Linked DNA regions of Homo sapiens: region 1 is linked to region 2. Evidence: chromatin loops called from intact Hi-C (ENCODE). Cell type or tissue: GM12878. All regions are shown on one strand. Each heading gives the region's core, and the rest is flanking DNA. Links, peaks and the distances in the headings are about the cores only. Region 1 has its middle 200 kb from the start of DAB1-AS1. Region 2 has its middle 300 kb from the start of DAB1-AS1.

What was found. Peaks named below come from ENCODE experiments on the same cell type or tissue, not always from the same donor. Only the 100,000 strongest peaks of a DNase experiment are listed, where the experiment ranks them.
Region 1: a loop joins it to region 2, with 9 times the contacts of the local background. A loop is called at or near these places in 7 of 110 quality-filtered maps.

Annotation. Positions count from the first base shown.
Region 1 is chr1:58,060,688-58,070,436 of GRCh38, reverse strand. It overlaps a transcript of DAB1 not described here. Among named protein-coding and RNA genes, the nearest start is that of DAB1-AS1, 200 kb to the right of the region's middle. RefSeq lists an enhancer at 5,509-6,010. In GM12878, for the core only: a CTCF peak has its summit at 4,664 (motif pointing left); a DNase peak (open chromatin) is centred at 4,692.
Region 2 is chr1:58,159,365-58,169,113 of GRCh38, reverse strand. It overlaps a transcript of DAB1 not described here. Among named protein-coding and RNA genes, the nearest start is that of DAB1-AS1, 300 kb to the right of the region's middle. In GM12878, for the core only: a CTCF peak has its summit at 5,952 (motif pointing right); a DNase peak (open chromatin) is centred at 3,861.

The sequences.
Region 1 (9,749 bases), core at 685-8,684, 99 kb after region 2:
CTCACCTACAAATCGCAAGTATGTATCCCTCTCTCATGGGGTTGTTGTGATGACCAAACCAGCAAATCCATGTACTGTGTGACATCTTTGCCAGCATGATGTCTGGCACACAGTAGATGCTCCACAACTGCCCAATTCCCTTCCATCCTTCTTTCTGAACCAATATTTGGGATTGATCATAGACTTTGGTGGAGATTTCTCTTCTGTAAACTGAAACTGAAGCATTTTTAGCTGTCTTTCTTTTGCCTAGGCAAAAGCAGAATGCCACTCCCCGCATCACAGTTCTATCTCTGTGATGACAGATCATCAAATAATTAGGGCAGCAAGCATCTGAAATTGTGTCAGCTCCCTGATGGTTGGGTCCCCAAGTGCCTGGCCTAGTATTGAGCAAGGCATGAGCTTCTCTCCATGCTGCTTCCCCAAAATCTCTGGGCTGGGATAGCTGAAAGGAAGAGAAAGAGAATGCCTGGGGCACTGACTCTGTGGGCAAGGGCAGCAGCTTTCTATGTCTCCGCAAGAGGCATTATAGGTGAATATTTGGCAGGGAAGGTTAATGAAAAAAGCATAGGTGTTGGAATAAGAAAATGTGGGTTTGAAGCCTGACTCAAGCCCTCCACATATCTAGTACATGTTGACAACTTTTTGAGCCTCAGTTTCCTCAGCTCTGAAATGGGGATAATGCTTTTTATCTCATTGGGTTCGTGGAGAGATCAAATTAAATAATGGATGTATTACATAAGATATCATTTCAACATGGAGACACTAATTATTGATATTAGGTGTGTTGTGCTGAACATGCATTGAGGGACAGACAGTGACAGTCACAGAGCAGACTCCTCTGTCTACTCGCTGTCTGGGTGAACTGGGGCTTGTTAATTAACCTCTCTGGGCCTTAGCATGTTTATTTTTAAAATAGGGACAATTGCCCGCCACAGTGCATAGGATTGGTTATGTATGTATTCTTGGTACGCCGTAAAGTACAAAGGATAGTTACAATTCTTGTTATTTATGCTAATTATGGTAGACAAAATTAATTATTCATCATTATTATTAAATCAGGACAGTAAGTACTGTTGTTTTAGAGGACGGTGCCTCGGTTGGAAGCCTTGGACAAACTTAATCTCTGTGTCTGTTTCTTCAAGTATGAGGTTAAGAGGGTAAGTTTGGTGAGCACCTAAAACAGTGCCTGGTATACAGTAAGCAGGCAATAGATGTAAGTGCTCAACAAACGCATGTTGGATAATTTAGTGAGTGAATGAAAAGTTATGTCATGGAATTATTTTGAAGTCTACATGGAATGAGACTGTGTATTATGTACTGTGGAGTGATGCACATAAGAGCATATTACTCTTTGACAAAGCCGTCATATAGCATGTCCGAGCCTACCAGAATAGCCTCCTTCAACATGTCTTTGTGTGCTCTTCTAATGCAACAAGGATGGACTCTGCACACCCAGCCCTCCAGGGTCAGAGCCCTGAAAGCCTCGTGAAGCCCAAGGAGACTGTGGTGTTGTGTGTCACACCAAGCGTAAGTGACAGTAGTGAACACATTAGAGGTGCAGTTTGCCTTTCTTCATTCCCACTCATTCTCATACTAATTTGGAAGAACATTGGACCCAAGAGTCAGAGATAATGATGCTTTCTTTTTTTTTTTTGGTTTTTTTTTTTTTTTGAGATGGAGTCTCACTCTGTTGCCCAGGCTGGAGTGCAGTGGTGCAATCTCAGCTCACTGCAAGCTCTGCCTCCCAGATTCACGCCATTATCCTGCCTCAGCCTCCCGAGTAGCTGGGACTACAGGCCCCCACCACCACACCCAGCTAATTTTTTTGTATTATTAGTAGAGATGGGGTTTCACCGTGTTAGCCAGGATGGTCTCGATCTCCTGACCTCGTGATCCGCCCGCCTCTGCCCCCCAAAGTGCTGGGATTACAGGCGTGAGCCACCATGCCCAGGCGATCATGGTGCTTTTAACCTATAATCTTTCTTTTGAGGTTCTGAAATGTTCCAGAAATCCAAACAGACATCTTTTTGAGCTTTGCTATGTTCCTGACAAATAGTGAATGAATGCATCCTTTTCCCCGCTATATATAGGTGAATTAAAGAAAGAAAACACTACTGCGTGGAATTCAAAAGCATTATAGAAGCCTCCTACCTCAGAACGATAGAGATGCAAGGACCCTTAAGGGTTTCTCCTGCAACCTTCCACCCAGTTTCCTCCACTTCACCCCTGGCTGCCAGCCTCTATGTGCCAGGATACTTCCTGTTTTGTCTGGCATCTCATCTGCACTAGTGCTCTTCACGGACCCAATGTGAGCCTTCCCTGAATTTTACCTTCTTTGGAGTCTCACATAGAAAACTTGTCCCTCTCCTCAGCATCTCCACTTCAAATGTTTGAGAACTGTATTCCTGTCCTCTCATCTTCTTTCCTTCTGGCTAAGACTGTCTTTAAATTCTCCATACTATCTTACTGTTTGTGACAATAGTATATAAAATTTGTTGAGATAAAGATTATTATGTGCAAGGCACTGTCCTAAATGCTTTATTTGTTTGTTTTAATACAGCAGCTTATGTGTATGGAACACTCATTATCCCCAATACAACAGCTGCATGTGTATGGAACACTCATTACCCCCCACTCATTGTACAGATGAACTGGTTGAGGCCTATAAGGAGATGGCAGTAAACCCAGCTAGTATACGTATGGCTAGGATTTGACTCTAGAGTGTTGGCTACAGAATTTTCACTCTTATCCCATAGACTGTATCTCCTGTACTTTTTTAAAATGTTCCTAACAAAATAATATAGATAGATTGATTATAGATACCAGTTACTTCACTCTTAACCCATAGACTCTGTCTCCCTTACTTTTTTTGAAATGGTCCTAACAAAATATTATAGATAGATTCATTATAGATACCAATTACTGATGGGCTGCTAGTTCCTGGAATCTGTGGTAGGTGTTTTACACACATTAATGCTTAACCACACAAGAACTATGTAAGGAGATCTCATTGTTTGCAGGTGAGAAACCTGGGTGTCAGAGCTGGTAGTTACTCTGACCTCCCTCTTCAGAACAAACGTGCTTTATCAGAGAAGCTCATTCATTCACTCTTGCATTCCACAGCATTAGACGAATGCCTCATCTATGCCAGGCACTGGGCTAGGCCGTGGGAGTCCCTCTCCTCGTCATAGTTACATTGTAGCAGGAAAATAGACATTAAACAATGAATTACACCATTGTTGATTTAATTTGTGATTTTAGTCACTCAAATAAGGAACTAACATTATATTCAGTGCTGTAAAGGAAAAAGGAAGTGTGTAATAGGAGAGAATAACAAGAGGGTCTGATGCTTGTGGAATGAGAGGAATTAGCTATTCTGATGGGGAGCAGAGATGAGGGAGAAAACACTCCAGGTGAAGAGAACAGCATGAGCAAAGGCTCTGAGGAGGTGTTGGGATACAAGGAGAATGGCGAGGCCGGAGCAGGCCCTGCAGAGCCCTGAGTGCCAGATGAGTTTAGCCTGTGAAATGTAGAGTCGCTGAAGGTATTCAGCAGAGAAAGATGTCATTCAATTTTGTTTTGAAAAGATCACTCTGACTGCAAGGTGGAAAACGGACAGGCAAAAAAGAAGTGATTCCAGTGTCTCATGGTATCTGAGGAGCAAGACTCTTGCACCTGGAGCTGGACTCTGCCTCTATTAATACAGCCAGGGATTTGCACCTGGGGCAGCAGCACAGTGCAATAGTCAGAGGTGCCACCCGAGAGCCCAGATGCCTGAATTTGAAGCCTGGCTCTACTTCTTACTCATTATGCAACCTTGGCCAAGTTACTCAATCTTTTTGTGCCTCAGTTTCTTCATCTGTAAAATAACACCTACTTCGTATGGTTGTGAGATTATGAGAATTAATATAAACAAAGCACTTAGAACAGGGCCTGGCATAATGTTAATGTTCTTTTGCAATTATTATTATTGTTAACAGCCACACACTCTGTTGATTGGGAGTGGTTTTGGTTAATTAAATCCATAGGATTATTATAACATAAAAAAGTTTATGAGAGTTTTAAGCCTAACAAATCAATCTCTCTTCCCAACCCCAAACCACAGGCCATGCTGAATAAATACTCCCATTCCTCATGATTTCCCCTACCCCTGGCTGGTGTGTTTAACACTGGAATTGTGTCCACTTCCTTTTCTGTATCACAGTGTCTCATGTTATTCATTTGTTGTTTTGAGGATCTGCCTTTTGTCCACTCCTGGAAGAGATGTCCCCCTGTGTAGGCTGCTTTGAGCCTCTTTCATCACTTGCTCTTCCCCATCTTATTTAGGAATCAGCTTAGTTGTCACTGCCTCAGAGATTCCTCTACCATCACCCTTGTGGTGGACACTGTGAGGTGCCATCAAGAAATCCCTTCAAGATGGTACTTGTTGGTCCAGCCTCTGAGAGTGCAGTGGGCAGACAGCTTGCACTTGCTAACCTTCCCTGGGATTGCCTCGGCTACAGGGAGCTGCCTTGCCCAAGGTCAGATCCTTCCTCTGATAGCCTTCATCCAATAACTTGTTGATGTGGAGGTTATCAGGTCAGGACAAGTCTGCATGACTGTTCAAGCTCCAGGACTCCCTCAGGGTTGGCCAAGACTGTCCCTGGCCTACACTGCAGCTCGACATCTCCCTCTGCTGACCCCTGCTTCCTTTTCCCCCTCCACAGATGTAGATTCCAAAATCACCACGCATCCTAATACACATCCTGCATACTACTCTGTCTTGGTGTCTGCTTCAGGGGAGCCCGCCAACTTGACCATGGCCACTGCGCACTCTCCGCTGGGAGGGGACCATGTTGTTCCATTCTCACCCTTTGTATCGACTCATGAAGTACATTTTCTTTTCAGTACAAATCAGAGTCTGTCATGAACTGAATTTGTTGATTGCTTGTTTCCCCTCACACCCAGTTCCCTTTACTAAAATATAAGTCTTTTATTTTAGACTCTTTTTTAAAAAATCCAGTTTTATTAAGGTATACTTGTATGGCATGTTGACTATAGTCAATAATACTGTATTGTATACTTGAAATTTGCTAAAATATAAGATTCTTATCTTCCTCAAAGGCATTCAATAAGTATCAGTTGAATTAATGTACTATAATATAATGGTTAAATTCACCCTGCATTTGAAGCTAAACATCCTGGATTCAAATCCTGATTGTGATACTTGCTAACCAGTGATCTTGCCCAAGCTTTTAAATCCTGGAAACTATCAGTGCTTGGCCTAGGGCATGCATAGCACAGGGTAAGTGCTCAATAAATTTTAGCAGTTAATAGTCAATTCATTCATGGGGTTGTTGTGAGGATAAAATGAGATAATATATGCAACTGGCTTAGGTAGCATAGTACCCAACTCAGAATAAGCCCTCAGCAAATTTATCTATTGTTGGCCGGGCGCGGTGGCTCACGCTTGTAATCCCAGCATTTTGGGAGGCCGAGGTGGGCGGATCACGAGGTCAGGAGATTGAGACCACGGTGAAACCCCGTCCCTACTAAAAATACAAAAAATTAGCCGGGCGTGGTGGCGGGCGCCTGTAGTCCCTGCTACTCGGAGAGTCTGAGGCAGAAGAATGGCGTGAACCCGGGAGGCGGAGCTTGCAGTGAGCCGAGATCACGCCACTGCACTCCAGCCTGGGTGACAGAGCGAGATTCCGTCTCAAAATAAATAAATAAATAAATACATAAATACATAAATAAATACATAAATAAATAAAAAAATTTATCTATGGTCATTACCAACTGTCCAAGTTAAATGCCTGGAATGCAAGTCTGTGGCCTCAGCCTTGGAGTCCCCTGCAGTGCCAGGCACCGCACTGAGTAGACTGGAGGCACAAAATCAAGGCTGGTGGGTTGACGAGCAATCCTTCCTCCTTCGTCCTCTAGGGCAGGGAGTGGGCTGCCTTTATTCTGAGCACTCCACAGCGCCTAACCCAAGGCCAGCCACACAGCAAGCACTTCACATGGGCACTTCGAAGAGCTGGTTTGAACTGAATTTCAGTGTCATTAGGATGCTAAAACGTGGTCTCCATGGTGACTCCCAGCCCAGCAGTCTGAGGAAGGTGCTTCCAGATCTGGTGGCTGGCACACTGCAGCCTCTAAACACATGCCATATTTTTTCACATTTCTCAGACAGATTGTGGGTTGTGTGTTCATTAATTAAGATGAGAGTAATTGGTCCCAGCAAATAGTTTGTACATCAGCTTGCAAATTATGTGCGCTACGAGGCCCCGTGGTTCTTTCTTCCCTATCTCATATCTCTATAGCTGGTTCCTTGGCTCCTGACTGTTTCTCCAAATCCCCAGCCCCTCATTTTACTGTAACAGTTGAGGAATAAAGGGAGAGTAGGATTTAAAATGAAATTTCTTTGGCTTATTGTAAGTCTATTCATGCCCATGGAGGGAAGAAATAATAAACACCCTCATCTGTATGCAATACTTTTTGATTTTCAACAAATGCTTTTACACATGCAATTTCATGTATTCCTCACTTTCTCACTGGGAATCAGTTATTATTATTGTTAAAGGTGTTAAGGGTTCAGGCTATAGAGCACCAGTTTTGTCTTTTCCACTTAGCAGCTGTAGAAATGGCAATTGGCTTGGGCTATCCACCTGCGGCTTTCCCATTGTGAAATATAGCGATGATCTAGGACCTACTTCATAGGGTTAAATTGTGGACTAGGCAAGATAATGCAGGGAAAGCACAGAGACCACATAGTGGGCTGTCAGTGTTTTTTGTTGTGAATATGCCCATTTTACAGATAAAAACTCAGGGCTCTGAGACACCCAGTTGCTTGGCCAAGATCTCTAGCTTGCAAGGGGCTTGATAGATGCTAGGCTTCAAGCTCTCTGATTTCTAAATAGACACTCTTTCTACTCCATGAGCTTAATTCTGTCTACCATAGGCTGAGTCTGTGCCAAGTGTGGGGGCCCGGGCTATACACTGGACTTTAGGTTCTGGTGCTTCTGGTCTACAGAGTCCTCTCTGAAAGGTTGTTATGAGCAAGGATCCTTGCTCCTGTGAAACATTTCCTCTGATTTTTTCCTATAGCAAGGCTAATTTGCAGCTGTTGTAAAGGTGTCATTTTTTTTCTTGCGTCACGAAATGACTCACACCCCTCTTCAGTTATTGTACCCCAAGGCCATTTTAACATTCTGTTATTTACAGCACTGTGACCCCAGAGCAGCCAAAAGGCTCTGCTGCTTGCCTTATTTTCTGTAATTATTTTGTTCTTTTCTATCCCTAAAACAAGCCTTTTGGTGCCAATGGAATGGGCCTCTTCGGACATTCTGTGGTGAAGGACCAGAGAGCCCCAGGTAGTGAGGACAATGTTGCCTTGCTTATTCCTGAGCAGTGCCTAGCTGAGTGCTTTGCACATGGTAATCCCTCAATCAGTACTTGTTGCATGAATGAATGAATAAATAAGTTGGTTGATAAATCAGAGTTATTAGTTCATATGCTGAGTTTGGCTCTGGCCTTCTCTGACTTTTCAGCTCTATCAGTCATCCATGTTCACATGCAATTGTCTCATTGTGTGCTTTCTTGACATTTCTTGCAAATGACTCACCCAGATCCTGGTGCATGTTCCTTCAGACGCATCTGTGTGAGGGCGAGCATGGTGTGTAGTATCTACTCATCTCAGGGCTGAGAAACTTTCTCAAAGCAGAAAGCCATCTGGGTGACTAGGTAGGCCCTCCATCAAATTCCTCACCTGACGGAGCATCAGGGCTGGAACTCCTGGCACCGTAGTGAGTGTCCTCACTCTGCACCAGGAACAGAACCTGGGGAGCTTGCCATGTCTCCCCATGCCTTGCTCTGTGACTGTGGACTCTGTGGAGCAGCAGAGCAGCAAGATGAAAAATGGATGTTTCAAAGAGGAAGCAAGGATAGTTGTATGGAAGGTCTTGGAAGCTGGAATAGCAGAGGCAGGTGGCCAGGGCCTTCCCAAGAAGCCCTCCTTGAATCTTGCATGGGATTCTACCATTTGAAGGTAACCAAGACCCACATATAAAACCATGCAATAGAGGAGAAAGCCCTGGCAAAGCTGTAGTGAGACTTGCACTATAATTCTTGTCTTACTACTTATGAGGTCTGTGACCTCTACCAAGCCCTGTAGCTTTCTGAGCCTCTGTTTCCTCAACTGTCTAGTGCCATAAGTTATCCCTGCCTGAACAAGGTGATGGCTATGGGGAAGGTTTGAGAAAGACCACTTATGCTACATAAGACAAACTGCGAGTGTTATTGGAGGGCAGTGAGGAGCTATATATAGGATATTTTAATACAGAGAATGTTCCCTGGATTAAATGGCTTCTTATTCCAAGGAGAAAAATTAGTTCTAGCCCAAGGCTAGTCATTAAATCAGCAAAATGATTTTTTGGGGCCTCAGTTTCCTTACTATTTGAAATGGAGGTTAGGTTAAATGACCTTTAAATTCCTACTAGGGGCATGTTAGGGTAGATACTAAGCTCAGTTAATTTGCGGATAGCAGATTAACTACATGGAAAAGGAGTCTCTCTCCATCTTGGGGAAAGGAAATCACATTTCCTGATACCTGCTCTTTGTCAGGTAGTTACATTCCCTACCTCATTTAACTGTCACACAACCCTATGGGGTGCAATAAACCCTATGGGGATACTAAAGCTTTATCAGCCTTTATTACCCTCACTCTACTGAGAAGAGAACAGCCTTAGAGAATGTTATGGGTGGAGTTGTACCCCTCCTCTCACCCCAAATTTATATGTTGAAGTCCTAACATTCGGTGCCTTAGAATGTGACTTTATTTGGGAATAGGGTCATTGCAGATAGAGTTAGTTAAGAGAAGCCATTGTTGGGGGGTGGTTCTAATCCAGTATAAGTGGTGTCCCTGTAAAAAGGGAAAATTTGGACAGACAGACACAGGGCCATGTGAAGACGAAGGCAGAGATCAGTATGACTCTTCTAAAAGCCAAGCAGTGCCAAAGGTCACCAGAAAACTGTAAGAAGCTAGAGGAGAAGCCTGGAACGGATTCATCTCACAGCCCTCAGAAGGAAATAGCCCTGCCAACACCTTGATCTTGGACTTCTAGCTCCTCAACTGTGAGGCAGTAAATGCTATTGTTGAAGTCGCCCGGTTTGTGGCACTTTGTTTCAGCGACCCTAGAATACTAAAGCAGAGGGGTTAAGCGACTTGCTCAGGGTTGCAAAGCTAGAACTCACCCGTGGGTCTTTTTCATTCGAAAGCCTGTGGATTTGTCACTGCATATTCTCTGATACTCTGAGGTGTTGAGCCCATGTGTGTGAAAGAGTGGGGTCAGTGAGGACGTTCCTGAGCCCACGTCAGACCTGAGCATCCTCTGTCCTGGCCACGACTGGTCCTTTCCCCTGCCAAAGGGAGGGATGGAGGCCCTGAGGACCCAGGCTCTTCCTTCTTCATCCTTCTTGCTGGCAGCACTGGAGGAAGCAGCAGGGAGGCAGGCAGCCTCTGGCTTGGCTGGCTTCCCCAAACAGTGTCCTCCCACAGTTAGATGTGGCATTCCCCTGCCGAGGAACCAGATGTTCCACGTTGTAATGTGATGTCATGGCAGGAAAAGGTGTGTGAGCAAAGGTAATCATGGAAGACACTGCTCGGGCTAATGTTGCCTTTTGCTTAACAGCCCATGGCTGCTGGCCCAGAAAGCCGAGAATTGGCAGTTTACCCTGGGACTTGTGCACACTCACTTACAACACTCGAGGCA
Region 2 (9,749 bases), core at 741-8,740:
AAGAACCTGCAGCAGTTGCTGGACCCTGCTGATCAGAATAGTTGCACTCATCAACGTAGCAGCAGAAACACTAGTTTTCCTCCTAGACTGCAAGGAGGACCAAGGAATGTCAGATTTAGTGGCCCTTACCAATGCATTCTCGAAAACCTGCAACCTTGCCTGTCCTCCTAGACCACAAAGAGGACCGAGAAAAATCGGATTTAGTGGCCCTTATTGATGCATTCTTGAAAACCTGTTAGAGTCCTAAGCATTGTCATGTTAGTATTGGGACTTTACCCATGTCCTATAAAGATGTTATGCCCCAAAAATGAAGTGGAGGTCCATACCCTGAGGGAGAGAAGGGATCTCCAGGGTAGGAAGAGTGACACCTTTTGTCCTCACTTGAATAGGAAGGATGTCATTTCTGAAGCTCCCCATATCCTAGCTTCAGGAATAGCTTTTGTTAGGCCTACTTCTCTGAGGAGGGATCCTAAAATTCCAGGTAGTCTCCCCTATGATGGGGCTTTGGGCAAAAATTATGTCTTTCTGCTTGGTGAGCCCGTGTACCTAAAGAAGGGAATAGAGTCCTGGAGTTTATACTAGAAATCATAGGAGAAACTAGAAAAGCACCAGAGACAGGGAGTGGTTTTTAGAAGTGGGACTAGCCTCAGAGAAGAGAGACGAGAGGAAGTTTGTCTGACAGGCATTAGGACCCAGGAGGCAAGTGTCAGGATAGATAGCATAGACGGGCAAGTTTCGCTTGGGTGACATGACTTTGAGAGTTCCGCTCATGGCCACAGGGTCAACCAGCTTGTTGTTGGGACCCCAGAGCTGAATGGCTTTCCTCTCTGTCGACCCTTGGCTCAGCCCAGAAGTAAAGGAAAAGCGGAAGCTGCTTCCAGGCAAACCAGCGCTCCCAACTCTGAAGAGCTGGGGATTGTTAGAGAGCTCTTTCCCAGAAAGCCTGTTACCCATGTCTTTAATCTGGCAGCTGTGCTAGTCTCTTTTAACTGGCTGACAGGTGCCCGGTATTTAGCCCCTGAATTCTAAGGAAAAATAGGACAGAATAGCAAGTGAAAGGGGTCCAGTGGTTCTCACCACTTGGCGATAGTCGATAGTCCCATCTGGGTTGCCAAAATGTGTCCAGAATTGGTTCCTTCCAGTGGGTTCTTTGTCTCGCTGACTTCAAGAATGAAGCTGTGGACCCTCACAGTGAGTGTTACAGTTCTTAAAGTTGGTGTGTCCAGAGTTTGTTCCTTCAGATGTTCAGATGTGTCTGGAGTTTCTTCCTTCTGGCGGGTTCATGGTCTTGTTGACTTCAGGAGTGAAGCCACAGACCTTTGCCGTGAGTGTTACAACTCTTAAAGGTGGTGCGTCCGGAGTTGTTTATTCCTCCTGGTGGGTTCGTGGTTTCACTGACTTCAGGAATGAAGCCGCAGACCCTCGTGGTGAGTGTTACAGCTCATAAAAGTAATGCGGACCCAAAGAGTGAGCAGCAGCAAGATTTGTTGTGAAGAGTGAAAGAACAAAGCTTCCATAGCGTGGAAGGGGACCCAAGCAGGTTGCCACTGCTGGCTTGGGTGGCCAGCTTTTATTCCCTTATTTGACCCTGCCCACATCCTGCTGATTGATCCATTTTACAGAGTGCTGATTGGTGCATTTACAATCCTTTAGCTAGACACAGAGTGCTGATTGGTGCGTTTTTACAGAGTGCTGATTGGTGCATTTACAATCCTTTAGCTAGACACAGAACACTGATTGGTGCATTTTTACAGAGTGCTGATTGGTGCATTTACAATCCTTTAGCTAGACACAGAGTGCTGATTGGTGCATTTACAATCCTTTAGCTAGACAAAGAGCACTGATTGGTGCATTTTTACAGAGTGCTGATTGGTGCATTTACAATCCTTTAGCTAGACACAAAAGTTTTCCAAGTCCCCACCTGACCCAGAAGCCCAGCTGGCTTCACCTCTCATTAGGATATACAGAAACTGAAATACACATTGTTTCATATAATGCTAGTGAAAATGTAAAATGATACAGCCATTATGGCAGCAATTTGGCAGCTTTTTTTTTTTTTAATAGTTGGCTGAGTGCAATGGCTCATACCTATATTCCTAGCACTTTTAGGAGGCCAAGGTGCGTGGATTTCTTGAGGCCAGAAGTTCGAGACCAGCCTGGTCAACATGGTGAAACCCCATCTCTACTAAAAGCACAAAAATTAGCCAGCCCATGGTGGTGCACAACTGTAATTCCAGCTACTCTCGAGGCTGAGGCATGAGAATCACTTGAACCTGGGGGGCGGAGGTTGCAGTGATGATGTCACTACACTCCAGCCTGGGTGACAGAGCAAGACCCTGTCTCAAATTAAAAAAAAAAAAAAACGAACAAACAAAAACAACAACAAAAAATGTTAAACATGAGTTTACCATATAACCCAGCAACTCTACTCACAGATATCATGAAAACATGATTTGCCTATATGAAAACATATAGGAAAACATGTGTCCCTGAAAGACTTGTTTGGGAATGCACGTGGCAGCATTATTGATAGTATCCAAGGAAGTGGAAACACTTCAAATGTTCACGTAGTGGTGAAAGGATATACAAATATAGTATACCCAGGCAGTGGAATAAAATGTAATGAAATACTAATAATACTGAAATGTTGATGAACCTCAAAAATATTATGCTAAATAAGTAAGCCAGATGCAAAACATCACATACAATTCTATTTGTAACAAATATCTGGGAAAACAAGTCTATAGAGACAGAAGGTAGATTAGTGGTTGCCTGGAGCTTAGCGTGGGAACAGGGATTGACTACAAACAGACACAGGCATCTTTTTGGGGTGGCGATAATGTTCTAAAACTAGATTGCAGTGATAGTTGCACGGTTATGTAAATTTACTGAAAATCTTGGAATTGTACACTTAAAACCAGTAAATTTTACAGTGTGTAGATTATATCTCAATAGAGCTTTAAAAATACAAAATCATATCTAGCTTGATGTATAGTCATTGATTAATAAATGTGACTTCTTCTCTTCCTCTTTAAGTACAGAGAGGCAAAATTGCATAGCAATTAAGAATCCAGGCCCTGAAGCTGAACCCTGGTCTTTCCACTTACTTACTAACCATGTGTCCTTAAAAACATTACTTAGTCTCTCTAAGGCTCAGGCTCTTCATGGTGAACTGAAAACAACAACAGCTATCTCATGGAGTTTTACAAAGAATTAAATGAGGCCACACACATAAGATGTGTAGCATACAGTAAGCCCACAATCAATGACAGCAACATAGTCTTCCAGATCCAGGACCTCCTGTCTGCCCATTTCTTATCTTTACAACAGTGGTTAAAACAGAGTTCTCTTTCCTCTTATTCTTCACTGATCCCCAAAACCTCTGCCCACTCTGGGATTTTCTCTACAAAATTTTAGTTGGTTTATAGGTCTATCCTGTGGTCTAGGCTTGGAATACTGCTTAGCATTATCTGAACATGAGTTGCTAGCCACTTATATGAGAGTGTCACTTGGAGGTAGATAAGCAACTTTAATAACACTCAACATGGTAACATGCATGCTCTGTTGTATCTACTTACATATGGGAAGCTCGCCGCCCTTTTGCAGATGTTATCAAGTGGCTTCTAAGGCATTCCTGTCAGGTAGAGGGAGCGAGGACCGAGAAGAGAGCCTCCTTTTGCAGACTGATAAAAGGATGTACAGAGAATCGGGGAGGTTTGCAGGAATTATATGGCAAACAGATGGAGAGAGGTGACTAATGGGAAGGAGGTCCTTGAGGGTTCCTCACACAGTGGGGTCACACTCTCACATCCCTCCGGGCCAGGCACTTGGTGAGTAATCTTGATGTAGAAAACCAGAGCAGGTTCAGTCTGCCTTTCACTTCCCCTCAGTGGAGAGAGTTCTGGGACACATCTGTCTGTCTTTACTTCAAGAAAAAGCAACAGTGTGAATGTGGCGATTAATGTGGTCCTATGGGCATTAGGCAGTGGTCAGGACCTTGGTGAGCTAGGGGGTCCGGGCCCCTTTCAAAAGGAGCATTTGTTAATCAGTCTCATTTTGTTTCCATGTGGAAATGGGGCCTAGAGTGGCCAGAACTATGCTTCCTTTAAAAGTTAGAAAATCAAGTTTTTGTGTGACATTTCCTAATTTTAAAATATTGCTAACATTTTTTTAAATGTTAGCCAAATGAAATACATCTACCAAATAGATATAACCCCAGACCTAACCCCTATTCTAAAGTAATCTTCTGTATTCATTATATATGTTAAGCAGATGCTGAAAGGAGCTCATGAGGATATAGTGGAGGGGATTCTTGCATTTAATAAAGGGTGGGATAGCTTATTATTGAGGACTCTTCCTTTTTGTTTTATTCTATTGTGTTAGAGAACTGGAGGTAGTGTCCAGGCCTAAGGCTGCAGCCACATCCTGGTTGTCCCAACACTCATCTCACTGGTAGCATTTCGTAATGTGTTATCATGTGTGCATGAGAATCACATCAATTTTTCCTTCATTGGCATGCTACATTTTAATAATTGTTCAGATTTCATTTTTTAAAAAAGGATGCTATTATAAGCTATAAAACTCAGAAGGGCTTTGAAAAATCAGAGCCGACTGGAAAAGCCTTTGCATTAAATGCCTGTTCTGAGTGGATGTGCTCATCTATACTTCAGATCAGAGAGATGTTTTTGAAGAAATACCATCAGCTATTTTGATATGTTCTTTGCTGACACATACTCACCACTGATTTCAGTATCTCCCAAGCCAACTTTGCAAAATAGAGAACTTAAGTGGAAATAAAGTTATCTGTATCCACTATTGCTTGGAGATGTGATGTAAAGCCTTAAAAGTGAATATGAGATTTGGAATTTAGAAAAGGAGCTCTTCTGACCTTTGATCACTCATCTTTTTTTTTTTTTTTTTTTTTAAGCTGAGCTCTCTTGAGTTGTTTAGTAGCTTTCATGGGCTAAATCTGTGAAATTCATTACCCTCCCCACACAGTGCATGGCTGATGATGTCTCCACTTAGTTTTGCTTTTTTCACTCATGTTTTTATTTTTAAGCCTAAGGGTTGCCACGTGTTTGCATAGCTCAGCAGTCAGAGTGGACAGAGGTTGTGTTCAAATACTTCAAGCTAGTAAGACTTTCTTGGAACTATGTGTGGGTAGAAAAGCATATTAAAAGTTTGGGTATTTTTCAAAGCTGTTCTGGCTTTGAATTTACACTGTGCTTTTTCTTGTGAGCTATGTGCATGTTCTCAGCCTCAAGATCAGCCAGGAGTGTGTGAACAGCTTATGCCAGATGAGCAGCCTCAGGCAGGAATACGTCTCTGTCAGACCAGTGGAGTTATTGACCCTCACTGCTGGCTGCCTTGGGTCATCACTTCTGCTGAAAATACACTTGAGCATGGGCATCTCCCACCTTTTTGAGCCTGGTGAGTCCACATTTACCTGGCAGAAAAGTTGTGGTCTTTAGGCTCATCCTGCCCTCTTCGAGCTTCCATATGGATTGGGAAGGAGTTCAGTCCCAGGCAAGCAGGCACCAGATTCCCCCTGTTCTGACCCAAAGTTCAGCAGATTTTCAAACATAAATGTTTCTCAGGTCGTTATATGCTGTTGTTCAACTTCCAACTCTGGGATGGTTGATTTTGCTAATTTTGTCCAGCTTTATAGATGTTGTGGAGAGAGAGGATTTGTCTATCTCTTCACTTGGCTATTCCTGGAACTTGTAATAGGTTTTGCTTTGCTTCACGCACTCCTGGCTACTGAGTCTTTCTCTCAAATGTCATTCCCATATCTACCGTCATGTCATTGCTTGCTCTGAGAACCGGACCTGCAATGTTTGTGCCAGTTACTAAGTTATTGGCACTTAGTTACAACGCTATCCTTTTGTTCTTAACTTCGTGATGAAATTTTTATCTTTGTCCACTGGCTCCCTCTTAGGCTCTGCCAGTAGAGGGTGCTAGAGGGAGACTCCATGACTGGATAGGGCCAGGCAGGACTTGCTCCTGGTTTGCTTCCCGGTTTTCGCAGGGCTAACTTAGAATAGGTTTCTCCACTTTGGCATTTTGGACTGAGTCATTCTTTCTTGGGGGATGGTGTCTCGTGTGTTGTAGGATGTTTAGCAGCACCCTGTCCTCTACCTACTAAATTGTAGTACCAATCCCTCAGTTGTGACAATTAAGACTGTCTTCAGACATTGCCAAATGTTCCCTGGAGGGCAAAATCGCCCCTGGTTTAGAACCACTGACCTAGAGTCTAGGTATAGACATACTTCTTCACTTTGGCAGCTGCAATTCCTTCCCTTGGCAGCAGCTGAATCCATTTTTGTAATAGACTATAATGTATACAGGCAATGTACACATATTCCTTATTATAATGTATACATACAATGTATACCACCTAGCCACTAAATAAGATGACTTACATCCATATTCATTGACTTTAAAAGATTTCTGTAACAGAATAATTGAAAAATAAAACAGGTTTCCAAAATAAAAAAGTAGAGTTTCAGTGTGAGTGTTTGTGAATGTGTTTGTGTATGCTGTGCAATTATGAATGCCTGGAAAGACCTTCGCTAAGGTGTTCAAGGAGGTGGGATTTTAGGAAACTTCTAGTCTCTTTGCGTTTTTCTGAATTGCTTGAATTTTCTGTATGTGCACAGGTTATTTTACAATGAAAACTGATGTAATTATACTTATTTAAAAGAAAAAGAAAGGCAGAAAGGAAGGTGGGGAGGAAATGAGTAACAGAAGGAAAAAAAGAATAGAGAAAAAAAAGAAAACAAGGTTGCTGTGGGCTGACAGAGACTTAAGAATAGCTATTATTTGGATCAGCCTTCTGAATTCATATACCTGGGTGCAGAGGTTTGACAGGATCGTTGTCAGTCTCGTATAGCACTGTCCTTTGGCATGATAAGAATATCCTCTTTTCCCGTTACTTTAAGGGCAAGATCTGCCTGTCAAGGCTGATTCTGCACTTTGAAGAATCATCCTTTATACCTCCCTCTCTTTCATGCCCTACATCCTATCTATCACCGAACATTGTTACCTCTTCCCCCTAAATAACCTGTCTCAGCCCCTCTGTACCTATTGTTACCTCCTCCCTTCTCTTCCCTGGACCATTGCAAAGCCTCCTAATTGGTTATCATGTTGTTGCTTTTGTACCCCTCAAATCCCATTCTTTATATTGCAGCCAGCCTAATCTTTCTAAAATGTAAATCTGACTATGTCATTCCCTAGCTTAAAAGCCTTAAATGGGTCTCCATCGAGAAGTAATAAAGTCAATAGTCTTGAACCAGGCTCTTGGTGACAATGCAGTAGTTAAGGAATGAATTCTGGAGTTCATAGCCAAGTTTTACTACTTACTAACTGAATGGCCTTGAACAAGTTAGTGAACCTCAGTTTTCTTTTCTGTGAAATGGGCATGATGACAGTATTTACTTGTATGATTACTGAGAAATTATATATATACATATATGTCTTTAAAACATGTATCTATATCTTTTAAATATATACATATACATATATGTTTAATCACAGAACAGTATTTGGCACTCAGTAAGTACTGATTAAATGTTACCTCATGTTATTGCCTGTCTTCGACTACTCTCAATTACTTACCCAGTGCTTCAGCTGCAATATAGTTTTGTAAAACACTTTGTTCTTCCAAACCTTTGTGATTCCAAATAATCCTGTTCCTGTTGCCTAAAATGCAAAGCCCAAGCTCTTTTCTTCTTCATCTTAAGGCATTCCCAAGTCCTAGAAATAAAAATCGTTTTATTCCACTTCCCAGGCTACTGTATGCATGTGTTCATGAATATGCATTGGGAATGTCTGTTTATAAGGCTTTACTCTCAATTGAACTTGCGCTCTCTAAGGCAAGGATCTTGACTTGTTTATCACAGTGCCAATTAAATACCTGGCATTCAGTAAATGTTATTAAATAAATGAACAAAGGGGAAGACTCCATTCTTTGAGACTCCTTGTGTGTTGTGGTTCTACCTTTGCTGGTGAGAGTCGTTTCTACTTGTGTCCCATCTTCCTGCCTAGGTTATAACATCTTTTCTAGATGGGCAATGGACCCTTATGTATTCCTTACGTTGCATCAGCTTAGAACTGTAATACAGTACAACTACAGCACTTCCTACCTTCTACTGTGGTTAGTTGTGCATGTGACTAGCCCACCTACTAGACTGCATTTTTTTCAAGGCAGGAGCTGCCTTGTTAATTTGCTTCCCATTCTTCAACATATATTAGTGACATAGCAGAAGAAGCACTGGATTGGTATTGGTAGGAGTCTTGGGGCCCAGTATTCCAAACACATGCTTTATTGTAAAGAGGCTTTTTCCTTGAGTCTGGTAACTGTACCCAAAATTGTACCCAAAATTATTTAAAGCCTGTAGGACCCATGTTATAACAAAGTGATACAACTTTTTTTTGTAGCCTATTGGTTTGAATTTAAGAGCAAATGCTGTACTTGGATTGTAAGAGCATGACTGATTTTCAGTGATGTAGTTTGAGATCGTTGGAGGGAAACTTGTTCTGGTGAGGCCCAGCCCGTGTGTATCTGGCTGTTCCCCATAGGAATTGCAACTCAGCCCAAGTTCATGCTATGAAAGGTTGCCTTTTGAATATCAGTTTCATGAAGAGGCTTTCCCTAATTGCCCTCTGTACAGGATTTGCTTTTCTTGAGTGGCATTACTCTATCCTCAGCTCCTCTAACTATGCCAGGTACATGATAGGAGGCCCCAAAATGTTTGTTTCCTTATCCAGAGCAGCCTGCGGTAACAGGGAACTACTCTGCTCTGCTCTTAAACCTGCTGAAACTCTCTGATAGAACTGAGACCGTTCCCCTCCAGGAGAAGTTCCCAGAGCCATTCAGAGACAGACAGACTGGGTGACAGCTCTTACCACCCCTCCTTACCCCCTGGCCTACCTGCAACTGCACCTGCCTAGGGTAGTGGGAACAGTGACCCTGATTCTACCTCAAACCACAGACCCTCTTGTTCCTACCTGCCATTAGGTCTCACAGAGGCTGCAGGTGGCAATATAGCTTACTTTTGTTCATTTGTATTTGAAATGCCTTTTTCTCTTTGGAAGAACTCTTTAAGAAAAAAAAAAGGTATCTTCTTTTATTTCCTCCTTCAGGACTAGGGAATTTGTCTCTAGTAGATAGAAGGGAATTCTCTAAACAGATTGAAATATAGTGGAGCATGGAGACTTGCCTTCTCTCCTTAACTCTAACTTCACCAGCTGTGTTCATGGACAACTGACCTTGGTACCCTGAATCTTAGTGTCCTCAGCTGAGCAATGGGGATATGCATGCCTTTTCTGCTAAACTCACAGTGAGTTAACCTGTGTCTTGCTGGAAAGAATCAGGGTTCTAATAATCAACCTTTACATATAATGTCTTGCAGAAAGCATCAGCCGCCACGTACCTTGGGTGCAACCCAGTTCTCACTTCCTGCAGCTGCTGTCACAGATGGTGATGACCAATGAGAAGACTGATGATCCATAGGCTCTGTTACATTGCAGTAATGTTGAGTGTACAGCGTGGAGAGATTTTACATATGCATGCACTCATATAACCACCATATCAACATATAGAATAGCTCCAGCACCCAAGCAATTTCACTCATGTCCCTCTCAGTTTGTACTTCCAGAGACATCCACAATTCTGACCATCAATTTGTTTTGCCTGTTCTTGGGCCTCATATATAGGAATAACATAGTATGTTCTTTTTGCCTCTAGC